Linked DNA regions of Homo sapiens: region 2 is linked to region 1. Evidence: chromatin loops called from intact Hi-C (ENCODE). Cell type or tissue: ascending aorta. All regions are shown on one strand.

What was found. Peaks named below come from ENCODE experiments on the same cell type or tissue, not always from the same donor. Only the 100,000 strongest peaks of a DNase experiment are listed, where the experiment ranks them.
Region 2: a loop joins it to region 1, with 2.2 times the contacts of the local background. A loop is called at or near these places in 4 of 110 quality-filtered maps.

Annotation. Positions count from the first base shown.
Region 1 is chr4:95,548,048-95,550,547 of GRCh38, forward strand. UNC5C (unc-5 netrin receptor C) reads right to left here and starts at 926. Exons shown (of 16, transcript NM_003728.4): 1 at 687-926. The coding sequence starts at 810. UNC5C-AS1 (UNC5C antisense RNA 1) reads left to right here and starts at 1,101. Exons shown (of 5, transcript NR_183914.1): 1 at 1,101-1,184. RefSeq lists an enhancer at 1,368-1,497. In ascending aorta, a CTCF peak has its summit at 1,087; DNase peaks (open chromatin) are centred at 264, 1,034, 1,414 and 1,806; H3K4me3 peaks cover 2,500 bases; H3K27ac peaks cover 2,500 bases.
Region 2 is chr4:95,621,062-95,623,561 of GRCh38, forward strand. No RefSeq gene overlaps it. Among named protein-coding and RNA genes, the nearest start is that of UNC5C-AS1, 73 kb to the left of the region's middle. In ascending aorta, no CTCF peak of the experiment used is centred here; no DNase peak of the experiment used is centred here; H3K27ac peaks cover 277 bases.

The sequences.
Region 1 (2,500 bases):
CTACATCCCCTGGTGGGAAGCAGGCATGAAGCGGGGTATGTATGAGTGCAGAGGCATGCACATCCCGGGCCTGCCTCCAGCCGGGTACGCGGATTCGGGTGAGCTGTGTATTTCCACAGCACCTGAAGCAGCAGGCGAGGGGGACGGGTGCTTTTGAGTCCTTGACAGTAATGGACACATTTCCTTAGCTGAGCGCCCTTCGGGGTCTAGTGTGCTCAGAGACTCAGTGAAGATCCTGCTACCCCAGTCTTGGCACAGCGCGGGGAGCCTCTGCGCATCATGCGCTTCGGGGTGCATCTACGGTATGTCACACAGCCACCCGCACCGAGAGTCTTTCCAAACCTCCGTGTGTGCAATATGCAACAACGTGCGCGTGCGGAGCTGAAAGGGCACAAGACACTCCAGGCTCCCACACGTATGGAGACGGATCGGCTGCGTGTCCACACCCCGTTCGTCCCTGGTCCATTCGTGCCCATCTCAGAAGATAGATTAAACATAATAATAATAATAATTATTATTATTATAATCAAAGCTTCTTGACTAGTTGGGAAAGTGGAATTTAGAGTGGTTTCCAGTTGAAAGCAACGAGGCAAATTGAGGAAGTCAAGAGAACTGGGGAGGAGGAGAGGAAGGAGGGAAGGAAGAAGCTAAGGGAGGTGGCCGCGGAGCTTGGCGGACCCCCTTACCTTGGGCGGCGGAGCCAGTGCCGCTGGCGCTGAGCAGGGCCAGGGCAGGTAGCACGAGCATTTGCAGCAAGTATCCCAGTCCCAGTCCGCAGCGGGCCGCTGTCGCCCGCAGACCTTTCCTCATCGTAGACAGAGGTGTGCCGGGGGGAGGGGAGGGGGACAGAGAGACGCGCAAACAGCTGAAAGCCCCACTGGGCAGAAGCTGAATCCGTGCACCGCGAAGCAGTCCGAAGAAATAACGACAACCAAGCGCCACACTCCACTTTCTCCAAAGGCAGGGGCCAAAAGGGGGAGGAGAGGAGACGCCGAGGAGGAGTTTGAAGGTCCCTCTTTCCCAATGCCTTCTAACTGACGTCTCCCGCGAGCGACTGCTCTGCCCCCACTTGGGAAGTCCAGGGAGGCGCAAGGCGGCCACCTCCGCCGCTCCCCCCAGCAGCAGGAGCAGCCGCAGCTCCGCCGCACGCCGAAGTCTGGACTGCTCTCCGGGTCCCCTCGCCTGTGAGGAACACACACAGACACCGGGGGTGGGGGTGGGGGTGGGGGTTGAAGTGGGGGGAGTTGGAGGAGGAGGGAACGGAGGGAGGAAGCTTGGGCACCGTCAGGCGCTCTGGTCTCCAATCTCAGTGTTCTCACGCCGGCGGAGAGATGTCCCGGCTGTCGCTGCTGGGTGGCCAAGGAGGTTCACATCCTAGAGTAGGGCGCACGGGTGCGCGAAGGCGCTCGCCAAGGAGGCGTAGAGGGCGCAGCACAACTCCTCTGGGGGGTAACCGGGGGCGGGAGCACGCCCGCCCGCCTTATGTAAGCAAGGATTGCAGGGAGATCAGCGCCCAGGAGACCAGCTGTGGGTTTGCCCGCTGAAGCCGAGGCGAGACAGACCAGGGGACGAAGCGGCTGCGGAGAGTGGCAGCGCGCCTGCCTCCCGCGGTGCGCCAGACCTGGACGCCGGGAGTGCAGCGGGCGCGCCCCGGGCCACTAGGCTGTGTCCAGTGGAGCTCAGCCTGCCGCCTGCCACCTTCTTCGCCGCGCCGGCAAAGCCTCAGCCGAATTCCCTAGGACTGGACTCGGTCTACGACTTCGGGTCTCGCGGTTGACGAAGCCGGTGCGGGCTCGAACTGAAGTCCTTCTTGGTTGGGGAAGAAGGCATGAAGCTTTTGCACTGCCCCAGCCGGCTGCTGTCCTGGGGTTGTCAGCGCCAGTCAGACTGCTTTATGTTCTGAGCGCGTATGACCCCTTTGCAGTGGAACAGAAACTAAAAGCTCGACGGAAACTCATTCTGCAACAGTGCTTTCTTTGCGTGCATGTTGGTGGCTGACAAGGGTGGTGATGCGATACCGAGAGAAACTCTCTTAGAAAAAAAAAATGCAAAGCAAAATTTGTAGATACTCAAAGTGATGGTGGAGCCTATAACATGTTTTTCAAATTTCTAATAGTGTGTGTAAGAACTCGAGCTGCTATGAATTTGTTTACCTTTCTACAGGAAATAATTGTCTACGTAGCTGGGTTGTGAATCCCTGTGGTCATGATGGAGGGATGCAAGATTGGGTGGGTAAAATAAGACTAGACAAAAGGAAAGTGAATTTATTAAAAGGTCAACACACAGACACAGACAACATTTTGGGAAAAAGAAAATCACTTCCCAAGATTAGCATGTCTTTAAACTAATAATACATCAGGGAATTTTATGCTCTTGGTGCCAAGGGGGCCATGTGTAAACACGCATGCACACACACACGCAGGAAACATGAGGTCTAATTTTGGCTGTGGTCATAACTACTCTGTTACCCTGGGTAAGTCAGGTAACCTGTGAATGTCTC
Region 2 (2,500 bases), 73 kb after region 1:
TATATCTTGGTAAATTGTGAAGAATGGAAGTATCCAATTGCAGATGTAAACATTTTAAAAGTGGGTCACTTATCAATTGAAAGATAAGACTGGGATGTTGCTATTATAGAGTACATTGTTTTAGGCGGGGAAGAGAGTGCTATTGCAGCCCATACTGCTCTTAAGTGAGTTGAAAATTAGCAATTAAGGTCTGGAAGAAAAGGGAATTTGTTGAGCCCAAAGACACTTTCTCCTTCCTAACATTTTATTTTTTGAACTTACAGAGCAAGTGTACATAAGAAGAAAAAAAAATGGCCTGCTAGTATTTCCATATGGGTATACATAATATACACATAACCTAATATATAGTTATACACATATGGAATTATATACATATGTGTGTGTGTGTGTGCATATATATTCTTCTAGTTAAAAACCATTGGTGTTTGCAATCAGCGTGGGCAACATAGTGAGTACCCATGTTGACAAATACTTTTTTAAAATTAACTGGGTGTGGTGGCATGTGCCCATAGTCCCAGCTGTTGGGGAAGCTGAGGCAGGAGGATCCCACAAGTTTGAGGCTGCAGTGAGCTATGATCGTGCTAGTACCCTCTAGCCTGGGTGACAGAGTGAGACCCTGTCCCTAAAAAAAAAAAAAAAAAAAGTCACTGACTCTTTTGGTGATTTTATATAAATATATCAATTTATATAGTGTATGTGTTGGCCATGTCACTACTCAGGGTCCCAGCAGAAAATAGATGGTACACGATATACCCAAATGAAATAATTGAGAGGAATTTAATGAAGGGACTTTAACATCCTATGCTGAAAAGGAGAAGAGGGGTGAGGGAAGGAAGTGACACCTGAAGTAAGTTGAAGCTCTAGGAAAAATGCCTTTGGTAGAGAATACCAGGAACTACCTGTTGCCACCAGCCAAAGCCTGTGGTGTGATAGGAAAGGACCCAGAGAAATAGATACCTTGACTTCTATTTGTTCTAGCCCTCCGATTTCCTACCAATGTCTGCCACAGGCCAAACCCAAACAGGGGTAGAAGACAAGAGGGTCTGGTTTATGCAGCCCATCAATGTCATTCTCTTTGGACACAGAGCAGAATGAAGAATCATGGAGGGTTGATGTGAAGAGGCAAACTGAGGAAATCAGCACACCAGTGTGGAATTGATGAGGAAGTAAAGGAAGATCCAATAGGAAAGATCTATGGAAATTATAGGATATTTCTTCGGGGATGATTGGACTCTGAGCAATCTTTTGTGCATTGTCCTTCATCTTTACTTCCTGGTCAAAAGCATACCCAAAATTATAGAAAAAAGAAGAAATAATAACTGCTGGGTTTTATCTTAGGTTAGACTTTTTACTAAGCTCCAGGTTTTGTAAAATTATATAATCTATGCCTCCATTTCATTCAAAGGAATAGTACACCTTATTTTTTACCATAAAGGTTACTTTTTAAAATTTATTGTCTGCAATTTCTGACTGTTATACTTAGCTGCCTTTTGTAATCTCAGTCATTTTCTCAATTTTTCCATTGTAGCAATCTGTTTTATAATATGGAAAAAAAGAAGCCCAGGAAATTTAAGTTTTGTAGCAAACATTTGGACCTCAGCAAGGCCAAAGAGTTTTCTCAAATTATTGTTGCAATATAACCAGTTTTGTTGCTATAAAAATGTAAATAAATTATATGAGTAGCTTATATCTTTCACATAGAGATGGTTTCTACCATATTTTCGGAATTTAAATGTCCACAGGTATGACAGAACATAAGCCAGCAGGGGTTGCTGACGCTGGCATGAAAATGTTGATGATTAAAATATCACCATAGTATGAGGTTTACTATTCCTACCATCATTTAAGAAAAAGGTTAAATTACTTAATTTTAGCTGCAATTTATTTTTCCAATTATTCTTTATTGTTTTCCCCAAGTAGCATAATGCATGATCCAAAAATACAAAATGAAACGAACCAAGAGAAAAACCTAATTTAACTGGTTGTTGCTGACATTTTGCCTTTTCTCAGAAAGCAGCCTCAGTTAAAAATAACTCAAAGGCATTTTTGGTGAACACTCTGACCTAGAATAAAAATATCTCAGTAAGCTAGCAATTTTCTATTTTATAGTTGGTCCTGAGAAGAAGCAGCCAGAGTGATATTTGTGTTCATTACGCTGTATAAAAAATTATAATCTCAAGCTTAGAGAGAGTCACTAATTATGTGACGTTGACATGCTTTTGAATATTTATTTATCACTGTGTATGAAATGAATTTGTTTCAAAACAAAAAAAAATCCTACAGAAAGACAAAGAGATTATTTTGTGAGGTTGTGAGCAGGTAAGCTAGCCTGCTTAACATGGAGACTTCGCTCACTGGTCCTCTTTCCACTCATTAAAGAGTTTCTCTGAATTATCTCATTCTTAACCATGACTTCAACATCCCTACACACTGATTTCCCTAAAATTCCACCTCAGACTCCAAATCAGGCTCTACCCTGAGTTCCAAACTGCTCTATTCA